Regions from separate parts of the Homo sapiens genome. Here region 1 is linked to region 2. The links are chromatin contacts, found by Hi-C or POLR2A ChIA-PET in ENCODE. All regions are on one chromosome and are shown on one strand. The core of a region is the stretch at or near the end of the contact, and the rest is flanking DNA. Distances in the headings are between cores, read along the strand shown.

What was found. Hi-C counts contacts between places; a loop is a spot of excess contacts on that map. ChIA-PET counts read pairs that join two places held with the same protein, here RNA polymerase II (POLR2A). Pooled maps may share reads with other maps.
Region 1: a pooled map shows a loop between it and region 2 (2.1-fold over the local background). The contact joins two enhancer-like sites. A Hi-C loop is called at or near these places in 1 of 50 pooled maps. POLR2A ChIA-PET finds 5 or more read pairs at or near these places in 3 of 52 experiments (activated B cell, activated CD4-positive, alpha-beta T cell and naive thymus-derived CD8-positive, alpha-beta T cell).

What each region holds. Positions count from the first base shown.
Region 1 is chr10:124,692,376-124,698,728 of GRCh38, forward strand. It overlaps FAM53B (family with sequence similarity 53 member B), which reads right to left. Exons shown (of 5, transcript NM_014661.4): 3 at 3,783-3,837. Among named protein-coding and RNA genes, the nearest start is that of FAM53B-AS1, 8.5 kb to the right of the region's middle. RefSeq lists a silencer at 560-751 and enhancers at 4,140-4,319, 4,330-4,579. Within about 2 kb of position 4,361, at least 7 of the 41 ENCODE cell types and tissues checked have a DNase peak (open chromatin) inside an H3K27ac peak, as active enhancers do.
Region 2 is chr10:124,585,570-124,591,784 of GRCh38, forward strand. The region is part of intron 6 of LHPP (phospholysine phosphohistidine inorganic pyrophosphate phosphatase); the gene reads left to right. Among named protein-coding and RNA genes, the nearest start is that of FAM53B-AS1, 120 kb to the right of the region's middle. Within about 2 kb of position 3,327, at least 15 of the 41 ENCODE cell types and tissues checked have a DNase peak (open chromatin) inside an H3K27ac peak, as active enhancers do.

The sequences.
Region 1 (6,353 bases), core at 3,111-5,610, 110 kb after region 2:
TCACAGGGCGTGAAGTGCTTTTAATTAAAATAAATAAATAAATAAATAAAAAGCATAGGCCAGGCGCGGTGGCTCATGCCTGTAATCCCAGCACTTTGGGAGGCTGAGGCGGGTGGATCACCTGAGGTCAAGAGTTCGAGACCAGCCTGACCAACATGGTGAAACCCCATCTCTACTAAAAATACAAAAATTAGCCGGGCATGGTGGCAGACACCTATAATTCCAGCTACTCGGGAGGCTGAGGCAGAAGAATCGCTTGAACCCAGGAGGCGGAGGTTGCCCTGAGACAAGAATGCGCCACTGCACTCCAGCCTAGGAGACAGAGCGATACTCCATCTCAAAAAAAAAAAAAAAAAAAAAAAAAGGCATTGTTGTGAACACTCAATTTATATTAGTTATGTGTTTTATCTAAGTGGGTGCAGAGGAGGCTGAGCTACTTGAAAGGGTGGCATTTTAAAAAGTGACCAGGGTGCTGTGCTCCTTGCTCTACTGCACTTGCCCAGATTTTCTGCAGAACATTTGTGAAACTTGAACTCATACTGGCTCCCAGCGAGGACCCTGGCATGGGGGCTCAGGAGGAAAAAATCCTGAGTCACAGGGCCAACTGTCCCCAGCTCTCATGGGAGAATTCCACTGATCAGCACCAGAACATGAGTCCTTTATCTTCAGGAGACAGGCTGGGGGTTGGTGATTATGATAATTTGGTGTTTTATCTTCGCACAGCATTGTCCAGCGCTGGAAGGGCCCAAAACCCTCTTGAAAAGTCTAGCCGGCCCCTCAGAGTATTCTCTTCCCCACTGTTGAAAAGCAGGCACGCCGGGCGCGGTGGCTCACGCCTGTAATCCCAGCACTTTGTGAGGCTGAGGCAGGCGGATCACGAGGTCAGGAAATCAAGACCATCCTGGCCAACATGGTGAAACCCCGTCTCTACTAAAAATACAAAAATTAGCTGGGCGTGGTGGCACACGCTTGTAATCCCAGCTACTTAGGAGGCTGAGGCAGGAGAACTGCTTGAACCTGGGAGGCGGACGTTGCCGTGGGCCAAGATCACACCACTGCCCTCCAGCCTGGCGACAGTGAGACTCTGTCTCAAAAAAAAAAAAAAAAGAAAAGCAGGCACACCTCAGATGAAATCTCGCTGCCTGGGTGGAGTGCACTCCCAGTTCATGGAGCACACGGAGGACTGGAGAGGTAACCTGAGCTTCCACTAGACAGAGTGCACGGGGTAAGGCTCCTGACTGCTGACACCCGCTCCGCTCCAGCAAGCGCAGGAAAGGGATAGAGGTGGGAGGGAGGATGTGTGCTAGTGTGTGGCCGTCTCCTTAAATCCTCACAACTTGCAAACTGAGGAAACCTAGCCGGGAAGATGGGGTGGTATCCCCATAGCTCAAGGGCCTCCACATCTCACGGGAGTTGGCCTAAGCAGTGCAGAATTCACTGTTCGTTGATCTTTCTCCTCCACCAGACAGAAAGCTCCCTGAGAGAAGGGGCAGGGTCTGATTCACTCTATCCCTCACCAGGTGCCTGACACACAGCAGGTGCTCAAGTCATATCTATGACAGCAAGCCACTGAAAATGAAAACAAACTGCAGTCAGTGAAACACGTCAGTGATGCACAGCCATGCAGGTCAGGGTTTTCCTGAATTAGGGAGGGGCCGACCAACAGAAAGATGAGACCCATGGAGAGAGAGCAGCAGAGGAGAACAAGGGGACTCCACAGACCTCCCACCAGTACAACGGCTCCCCGCTTCTCCCTCTGCTGCCTGGCAGTGCCCTGGCACTGTCCCACAGAGCAGAAGGAAGACAGGACCCTGCTGAAGAGGAGAAGAGCCTGGGACGGAGGCATTGGGACCCAGCCAGCACTTCCTAAAGAGCCACTCTGTAAACAGGAGTCTGCAGACACAGCGTAGTCCCTCCTGGAAACCATGGCCTCCCCGGTAGAAAGCAGGTTGCTGGGCTCTGCAGCCTCCGATAGACTCTCCTGGGCCATCTGGACTTTTTCCCACACACCTCCCTTCTCCGGGGCCTCTGCCTTGGTCTCTGGGCCTCAAGACCTGGCCCTACAAGGGCGACTCTCTCTGTCATCACAAACCCACCAGACTTCCACCTTATTATAACTTACACAGTGCAAAGACTAGAAATCCTTGAAATAAAGACCAACATCTCCACAACCCAGTTTACTGGTCTGGCCCGGTTGACAGCTAAAGCCTAGGCAGGGTTGAGGGGCTGGGCATGCCGGGGCCTCTCTCTTTCCCAGCATGACGCAGGAAGGAAGCGCAAAGGTGAGGTTGTCCCAGGAAGCAGGCGAGGAGGCAGGCTTCTGAGCTATGTGTCTGGGGCCCTGAGGGTTTGCTGAAAGCTGTAAACCACCGGGGAGGTATTCAATCCTGTGGGGACGGGCCTCCCAAGTATGTCACATGGAAAACCAGGGCCAGCTGATCTCCCTGTCTCCATCTTCTTCAGTGGCAGCATCAAGAGCACCGCCAGGTGTCCCAGAGCCATGGCAGGTGGTTGAGAAGAAAACAGTCTCCCTTCGTCACCCACCTGAGTCCAACTCCGCTTACTGAGGGACCTTGCAGAGGGCCACCTCACTAGACCTCAGTTCTCCCGTATGTGAATGATGCCACTGGCAGAGCCAGCGGGGCCCAGCATGTAAGGAGCCTGGCACAGTGCTCAATCTGACACATCACCTCATCTATGGCAACTGTATCTGAAGAAGAAAAACAAAACACCGCACATGGAGGGAGGACCGAGAAGGAAAGGCAAGGGAGACTCTGAGGTCTGACCAAAGTAACCTTTGAATCTGAAAGCCCACAGTCATCATCATCTATCATCTGAGAGTGGTTTCTGAGTCCACGCAGACGTTACAGAAACTCATCCGGCAAGACGTCCCCAAAGGTGGGCAAGGAGAGCCACAGAGAGACACTGAGAGGTCAAACAATGCCCAATCATCTGAAGCATCAAGTAATCAATGGTCATCTTTTTTACCGCCTATAAAAAACAGTAATTCACACTTGCACAGAAACAGAAGATCAAGGCAATCTTCTCTGGAAGGCATGTCAGCAAAATGAATCAAGAGCCTTAAAAATGTCCCTGCCCTCCAGCCTGTCTATTCCACTCCTGGAAACTATCCTAGCAAATCATCACAAAGGCAGACAAAGAATTAGGCACTTACCTAGCCACTGTTCATCACAACAGCAAATAAAACAGCCTCTTGACCCAACAGCCTAGATGTAGTTACATCACTAAAGACATTCTGATACATTTACCACCCAATGCGGTACTGTAGACCATTAAAATGCATGGAATGAACAATTTTAATGCTGTGGGAAGATGATGGTAACTACTCCAAGTGAAAAAAGCAAACAAATATAGTTTTACATAATTATATGTTCATCGTGGAATGGGCTATATAAAAAATGCTAAGAACATAAACATACACAAAAATATCAACAGTAACTCTCCCTGGGCATTGGGGCTACGAGAGATTTTTATTGCATACTTTACACTATTGTGCATTTTCTGAATGAAAAAAATCAACATGAATTACTTTAATCATCAGACAGAAATTCTCAATGTTGGAGTTGTAAACCACACACCAGTGCCTGTCCCTTCACTCAGGCACCGTAGGGGACCAAAATAGTTAAAACACACAGAAGAGTCCCGGGGCTGCTCTTTTTGAACTTGTGTCCAGAAAGTGCTTTGAGTGTCTCACCTGGAGGACTCAGACCCTGGCTGGAAGGACTAGGAGGACAGCTTCCAGGATGGCCTTGAGTACTTACCCATAATTCCACAAGAGAAAAGTGTAGGTCCTTGACTCATCTTCTTTGGCGTGTGCTGAAAACAACCAGAAAAGCTATTCACTCTTCAAATCATAGGAAGCATGTTTGCACTGACTCTACTGATCCCTTCTAAAGTCACAATAAAAGGGTGACTGTCCTTTGCCAATGTCAGATCAGGGAAAGGAGGAAAAGGTATTCAAAGAGAAAACATCTGCACAAAATTAGGCCCAGATTTTTTGTCCCAAGTCTCTAGTGAGTTATGGAGTCCATCGAGTTAATGGGCTTTGAAAACACACAGAAAGCCCCACGACTTCTGACACGAGGGGATTTTTCCACATAAGTGATGTGGAGGCGGCCCGGGGGCAGGATGGATGGTAAACAGTGGAACAAGCTTCCCTGAGCTGGGCTGAGAAGAGACCAAGAGAGGAGGGGACCTCCCTGGGGACACGAAGAACCTCAAGTAGGGAGCAGAGGGCCCCAGGTCCGACTCCGAGACCCCTCCCTTCCAGATCCAGGGAGAACAGCTCTCCCGCTCTGGTGAGAAGCATGGGGAGAGCTCGGAAGGGCTGGCGTCTGCTCTGCAGACTGTTTTGTGGCTACATCGAGTCCCCTTGAGGCATTTTCTCTGAACTGAAACAGAAACTCAAGGGTTATATTTGGTCTCAACATAACAGCTATGGCTTTTGAACTCCTTGGCCCTGTATTTCCACAATGGTTTCCCTTTCCACTGCAAACATTCTACAGCTTCCCTGATGCCCCCCGCCTACCCTCAACTGAATGCTATGGCCACCAGGCAGAATAGGCCAACGAGGCCTAGAAGAACCCCAAATCCAGGGCACTTGCTCCATGGCTACACAGTAAGCTGGGTGTGGAATATTCTGGGGGTTCCTCATGCTAGGTGATACCCAGGTCAAGAGGCTCGCTCGGTCCTCTCATGAGCAGAGACTACCCAGCCAGAGCCCCAGGAAGGAGCTCTGCCTCAAGTGCTCCAAGGCTTCCTCACTCACTCGCCCACTCGCTCAGTGGGCACGGGCTGGTGATTCTTCCTAGGCGGGCTGTGCTGGGGGTTGATCATGCAATGATGAAAGGAGCTCTTAGCCCCAGAGAAATGAGCCTGTCACAGAAGGCTCTGACTTCTAAAAGGAACCCTGAACACTCCCCATATCAAAATGACACAAACAGACAAGACTTCCAGGCTGGTAAGTGGACAAGGGCCCAGGTTCTGGCTCTTTAAGGCCTGGCAGGAGGATGGGGCTGACTAGGAACGCCTGGCCCCTCCAGGTAAGAAGGCGGCAAGCACCTGGCACCAGCTCCCTCACTTCATCCCCATCCACCCAATCCAGGGACCTCTGCACAAGGTCAACGCCGTGTTCATCCCACGGGGTTACTAAGGGTCCATGCTGACCAACCTGGGGACACAGAGGTGAAGGAGGGCTCACTCTTCATGGAAGACGGTCACAGACAAACCACAGGGAGATCAGGGCTGGAGGGGATGTCCAGGGCAAGTGTGCTGGGATGAGGGTGGAGGTCGGGGCAGCCTCCTGGGGGGGATGCTTAGACACTTGATGAGGACCACAGGAGCTTCTAGGGCGGAAGGGGAACGGGGCAGTCCTCCTACAGGTTGCCCTCCTCAGTTTAAAATGATCCTAACAGTATCATCAGGCTCAGTCACCCTCCTGGATTCCACAGTGATGTAACCATCCCCTCTACCGCCATCTGTGGAAATATCTGGGAAGAATTCAAAATGGCTGCACCTGCTTCCTCCCATCCCCCAACACAATCCCAGCTGAGAGGTGCAGCTGAGAACACACCGAAGTCATCCAATGGCAAGTGGATGACAAGCGCATGAGAGCACTGCTGCTGGGGCTGCACTGCCTGCACAGCTGAGAGCTCAGCCTGTGGACGCCAGGCAGGCGCCCAGTTTGCAGGCTCAGAGAGGGAAGTCAGGCCAGGGTCTTGCTTGCCAAGGAAGGCAGCTCCCAGCACTAAGGGAACACCTGGGCACAAGGAAATTACCCCCTGGGGAACCCCGGCCCCCAGCCCGTGCCTGCCAGGTGGGAGAAGGTAACCCAGGGTGGGAGGCCAGAGAGGCCACACCAGGATGGGGGCTGGGGAGAGCAGAATTGAACAGGAACACTGAAGCACCCCGCGTGCTTCACTGGCATGCATGCAGGAGGGCTTGGGGCTTTCCACACCAAAGCAGGAAGCCACGTAGTGAGCCGCCCCTGCCTGGCCAGCAGAACAGTGCTTGCTGGCCGCCTCTCACCAAGCTGGCATGTTCTAGACCAAGGGGGACCTCAGGGCCCTCCTGACCCAGGCCTTCGCAAGGAACACTGCCAGAGATGCTGGGGTCTGTCTGCCCACAGAGGCAGCACTGGGCCAGCACACAGAGCACCCCAGGCACTCGTTCATACATTCACTCAACTTGCTCATTCATTCATTCAATGAGGACTTATCAGCATCTGCAGCAGGTCCCCAGAGTGGCCTGCCATTTCTAACCTGGAAAACTGACTCCTCACCACCCCACCATTGGCCCTGATCCCAGCCACTGCCAGCCCCAGTGAACGCCCC
Region 2 (6,215 bases), core at 2,077-4,576:
GCGCCATCACACTCCAGTCTGGGCGACAGAACGAGACTCTATCTCTAAAAAAAAAAAAGAAAAAGAAAAAAAAGAAAAGATAAGGAGCCTTGCTGTGTTGCTCAGGCTGACCTCAAACTCCTGGGCTCAAGTAATCCTTCTGCCTCAGCCTCCCGAGCAGCAAGCAGGGACCGAGCAGCAGGGACCATAGGAGTATGTCACTGTGCCTGGCTAGATGTGTGTGTTTTCTTTTTTTGGAGATAGAGTCTTGCTCTGTCCAGGCTGGAGTGCAGTGGCACAATCTTGGCTCACTGCAACCTCTGCCGCCTGGGTTTAAGTGATTCTCCTGCCTCAGCCTCCGGAGTAGCTGGGACTATAGCTGTGTGCCACCACACCCAGCTAATTTTTATATTTTTAGTAGAGGCGGGGTTTTCCATGTTGGCCAGGCTGGTCTCAAACTCCTGAACTCAAGTGGTCTGCCTGCCTTGACCTCCCAAAGTGCTGGGATTACAGGCGTGAGCCACACTACACCCGGCCTAGATATGTTTCTAAAACAACATTGTGTAGGAAATTTTTCTTAGGCTGGTTCAAGGCTAACATGCTGAAGGTCCCAGGTAGTGAAGCAGGTGAACCCTGAAGGACCGTGCCCCTCCCACACCCACCCTAGCAGCTGTTCCACATTGTAGATGGATCCCTGCGTCCCTACATTGTCACCTTTCTGTCTAAATGAGAGGTGGGGAGAAGGAGGGGTGAAGACCAATGAGGTTAGTCACCTCAAGGGGTGGGGCCGGTGCAGAGAAAGATGGGAACTGTTCCCTAGTCCTCTTCCTTCTGGAGTTGGGAGGGGGAAATAGCCCTGCCCCAACATGTGATCCAGCATGGACTATGGTCAGTTACAAATATGAGTGAGCCAGGCCCCTGCCCTGAAGGACCTCCCAGATTTGTGGGGAAGACACAAACTCAGCACAGAATGGAAAGGGGCCTGGGGACACAGTGCTGTGCCGAGCTTGGAATTTGTTTCATGAAGGGACAGCCAGCAGTGTCTGTGCAGGTCCAGGGAGGCTCCACAGGGGAAGTGAGATTTGAGCTGAGGCTTGAAAGAAAGGTGGACCGAGAGGAGACGACTTTCCAGGGCAGGAAGTGGCCTGCACAGAGGCCCCGAGGCGAGAAGGACCACAACTCTCCTGTGGACCTCCTCTTTGTACGATCAGTTTTAATTACGCAAAAAAATTATGCAGTTAAAGCTTTGCTCATTTAAACAGACCTTCCCTGGATTAAGAGTAATTAGGTTTTATTGTCATTGTCTTGAAAATTGCCTTGCCATGGACCTGTGAACACAGAATTATTTATATATGTGTGCATAGAAATCATCTCATGGATTTTTTTTTAACTGAGATGAACTTGGGGGATTTTAAAGGTAACAAACAACCCCTTCTGGCTGGTGTGGGGGAAGCCCTAATTTGTAGTGCTTGCTACTTTTTTTTTTTTTTTTTTTTTTGAGACAGTGTTTTGCTCTCGTCACCCAGGCTAGAGTGCAACGGCACAATCTTCACTCATTGTAAAACCTCCGTCTCCCGGGTTCCAGCGATTCTCCTGCCTCAGCCTCCCGAGTAGCTGGGATTACAGGCACCTGCCACCACACCCGGCTAATTATTTTTGTATTTTCAGTAGAGATGGGGTTTGGCCATGTTGGCCAGGCTGGTCTCGAACTCCTGGCCTCAAGTGATCCGCCCGCCTCAGCCTCCCAAAGTGCTGGGATTGCAAGCATAAGCCACCGCGCCCGGCCTCCACTTTCTGTGGTGTAAATATTCCTACCATGGCTGATTTCCTCTGGGGAAGCCATGTCCCCTCCACTTCTACCTTCATGGTCTTTGCTTGTTTATTTTCAAATGTGGCCCAAATCCACCCTGAGGCAGGCGCAGTGGCTCACGTCTGTAATCCCAGCACTTTGGGAGGCCGAGACGGGCGGATCACCTGAGGTCGAGAGTTTGAGCCAGCCTGACTAACACGGGGAAACCCCGTCTCTACTAAAAACACAAAAATTAGCCAGGCATGGTGGCACACTCCTGTAATCCCAGCCACTCGGGAGGCTGAGGCAGGAGAATCGCTGGAACCTAGGAGGTGGAGATTGCAGTGAGCCAAGATCATGCCACTGCACTCCAGCCTGGGAGACACAGCCAGACTCCATCTAAAAAAAAAAAAAAAAAAAAAAAAAAACCAAAAAAACCCACCCTGAGTTTAAAAGAAAAAGGCTAAGAAATGCTTGCTGGGCTGTCTCAGGGGTGGCAGTGGAGCTCCCGTGCCTCCCACAGATGAGGACGTGGAGGCCCTGGCCGAGTGCTGAATGCAGGTTGGGGGACAGGGCTGCCGGCCTCTGTAAGGATGGGGACCCCAGACCCACCCGGTGGAGCTGGGGCTGAAGGCCGTGATAAACACAGCCTCACCCTGGCATTGCCCACCTCCACTGGCCACCAGCTTTGACGGACAGCCCCACTGCCACTGCCCCTCTCCAGGCAGGCCACATTCACAGGTGTTCTGTACAGAGAGCAGAAGTTTGAGAAAACGTGACCCACTGAACAGACACTTGCTGAGGCCCGGGGGCTTCATGTGTCAGGCCCAGAGGTGGCCACAGGCACAACACGCGTCCCTCAGCCTTGCCACCTCTGCTGCCCTCCAAGGTGCCCTGGGTCCAGCTGGCCAGAAGCACTGCTTTCTGGAGCAGCCACTTATGCTTTTACTTTTTTCTCTTCTTTTTTTTTTTAAGACTGAGTCTTGCTCTGTTGCCCAGGCTGGAGTGCAGTGGCACAATCTTGGCTCACTGCATTCTCCAGTTCAAGTGATTCTCCTGCCTCAGCCTCCTGAGTAGCTGAGATTACAGGCATCTGCCACCATGCCCGGCTAATTTTTGTATTTTTAGTAGAGATGGAATTTCGCCATGTTGACCAGACTAGTCTTGAACTCCTGACCCCAAGTGATCCGCCCGCCCAAAGTGCTGGGATTACAGGCGTGAGCCACAGTGCCCGGCCCAGCTTTTTCATTTTGAAATCAATACAAGTTTTTACAGATGTCTGCAAAAAATATCCATATTGATGGATCCTGGCTCCTCAGAATCTGAGGTTTTTACAAATGTCTGCAAAAAATATCCATATTGATGGATCCTGGCTCCTCAGAATCTGAGGTGACAGCAGCTTGCAGAGGACACTGCTCCCCCAACACTGCCTTCCAAGGGAGACATGCCCTACCCCAAGGCCTCCCTTGTCCCCTCCCTCCTCTGACAGTCAGGTCCAGGGGGTCCTGGAGAGGGCACTGGCCCACCCTCCACACATGTTGCACAGTGCCCTGGGAATGAGGAAGGAAGGGCAAAGGTTAGGGAAAACCAGACGTCAGTTTCTTGACCAGCCACAGCCGGTGCAGCGCGGTTATTTATAGCCCTGGTGGAGCGCCCATAAATCAAGGCTTTCCCCAGCAGCGCGGCTGTGAGGGCTCCGAGATGATCTCATGGTGCCCCTCCCTTGAACCATCCCAGAGAAAGGAGGCCTGTCACCTTCAAGGACCAATGCTTCTGCCGGGACTCAAGCAGAACCTGTTCCTGCTGCTGCAAGGTTTACAGGCAGCCTTGGGGACAGTCCGTGCAGAAATGTCAGGAGCCTTTTCCTGCATAAGGCATCTCAGAGCTTATAGCACCTCCTTGGCGGTGGCCGTGCTCGCAGCCTGATACATGGGACCTCTGTCTCACTTGCAGTGTGCACCGCAGGTCCTAATTCCTTATCTGTTCCAACCACAAAAGCTTCCACTGCTGGATGGAGCCCTGTTATCATTCAGGCTTCTGAGCCACCTGGAAGGCAAAGGCCTCTCTGTGAAAATGAAAACTTGGCTTTAAAAAGCTGGCATGGGCTCAGCCATGGAGTTGCTTAGATGTAGTTCACAATCTCGCAGACCCACGGCAGGATTCCACCCAGGAGAAGGTCCTGGAGGTGGCCATGGGGCTCAGCAGAATGAGCCGGGAGGAGCAGGACTGTTGACACGAGAGCAGGGGTCAGGCTCAGTGCACAGGTCCCAGTGTGCAGAGCTCACCCGGCCCCAGCTTTCATCACCCATCTGAGATCGGCCTCCTTCACTCCTGTTCTCTGGGACTTCCTTGTGTGTTAGAGACTCGAGCAAGACCCTTTCTTGTCTATCCCCGGACGGACCCGCCTTTCCCGCATCTCTGGGGGTGAGGTCGGCTCTCGTTCAGGCCTGCAGGGTCCCTGGTGCCGCAGCCCCTCTGGTTGGAAGGCCCCCTGCGTGCAGCCCCGTCCTCCAGCCCCGCTCGGCTCTGAATGAGTTCATTATGTCTCAGCGCGCCCTGGCCGCCAGGCTGGCAGTTCTTCGGGCTGGCGGGGCTCGGGAGCTGTCAGCCTGCCAAATCCAGTTGTTTGACTTCATGTTTCAAGGCCAAATCCTTTCAGGAAAGTTCTCTCCATCCCACCACTCCACCGCCCCCCGCCCTTAGAAAAATAAATGCGTGATTGACTGGCTTTGCAGGTTTTTTATCCATCGTTCTTTCCAAAGAATAGTGTGAACAGCTCATTCGATTCGTTCATGTGACGTCCTCCCTCTCCCAATCCCTGTCTCTCTCTCTCCTTCCACAGCCACATGAAATTGAAGTGGGAGAACATGGTGTGTGAGCATTATTGGGGGTGGGGTGCGGAGCAGGCACTGGCTTTGGTTGAGGTCTGCAAAGGAAAGCACCCCCACTGCCAGGCTGCTCAGGAGTGGCTCCCACCCTCGACTGCGGGGAAGTGCTGGAACCCTCCGCACGAGGGCAACCTTTCTTGGGCTCTGAAGGCGCCTCTCATCCTCTGAGCCAAGAAGACTTCTGACCCAGAATTCTGAGTTGAGTTCCGACGCAGGCGTGGGCGATGGTGAGCAACTCCAGGCTACCCCGAGAAAGCCGCTGTGTGACCCCATTAGGGGACTTGGCTCTCCTGCCAAGCCCCCACCCAGCACCTGTCCCTTGTGTCATGACTGGACTTGTTACTTCTAGCCCAGGAGCTCCAGGTGAAGGGGACTGTGTTGGTCCTGTCTGCCCAGGACTCTCCCCACCCGCACAGTGTACCTGTCCCACAGTGGCACCAACAAGGCTCAGCTGAGCCCTTGCCAGAGGAGACACGGTGGGCACCAGCCCCAGCGCTGCCACCTGCCTGCCTCCTCTGCCACCGAGGGAAGCCATGTCGCCTTCCTGAGCCTGCTTCTCTGTCCACAAAACAAAGACTAGATAATTAGAGTGCACACTTGGAGGGACAGGATGGCTTCGTATCCATCTGGCTGTGCCCTGTAACTCAAGGGATGGGACTGTGTCATTGGTAAACACTGCAACAGGCCTCCTTTCCAGGAAACAGGATCCCTGTCTCAGACAGAAGCAGTCTCGCCCATCCTGGGGCCTGAGAGCATCATTCCTTTGTGAGACTCAAATGTGAGGAATTCCTGTTTCCTCAAGTCTGTGTGGGGAGTGCAGAGCAGCCCTCTGAGGGGGTAGCGTGTGCAGGAAATAAGCCGGGGGGAAGGGGGCACCGCGGGTGGGTGTTAACTGCTGCTTCGGGGTCCAGTCCTGTTAATGAAAGCAGGGGTGAGGCAAGCGGGGAAGACTCTCTGTACCTGATCAGTGGCATGTGTGTGGCTCCAGCCGGCATGGCCTGAGCTGCCGGTGAGGGAGAGGCCTCAGGGAGAAAAGACAAAAGCTGGGGTGCCCCTGAAGGTGGGGCAGAGCTGGGGCAGTCAGGGGCTCTTCCACAGGTGCAGGCCTGGTGCTGGAGGACACAGTCCATACCACCTCCAACCCCCACCACCTCCCCTGCCATGGACAGTGTGGGGCAGGCTCCTGAGGATGAGGCAGCCTGACCCCTACCCCTGGGCTGTCCCCCCGACTCCTGGTTTCTCTGGAAGCCTGGGGTTCCAGGCCATGCAGGTAGAGAACAACAGGTTTAGGACAAAGTCATTGTGGACACTGAGGCCCAGAAAAGGGACTTGCCCAAGGCCACACAGCAGGTGGCCAGCACTGTGTCCGTGTCTCTGTTATTCCTTCCTCTGCTTGCTTTGGGTTTATTTTGTGCTCCTTTTCTACTTCCTTAAGATGGGAGCTTCAGTGATCAATTTCAGATCTTTCCTCTCTTCTAACAAGCATTTGGTACTATGAATTTCCCTCTGAATCCTGCTTCAGCTGCATCCCAACTTCTGATACCAGGTAGGAGTAATTG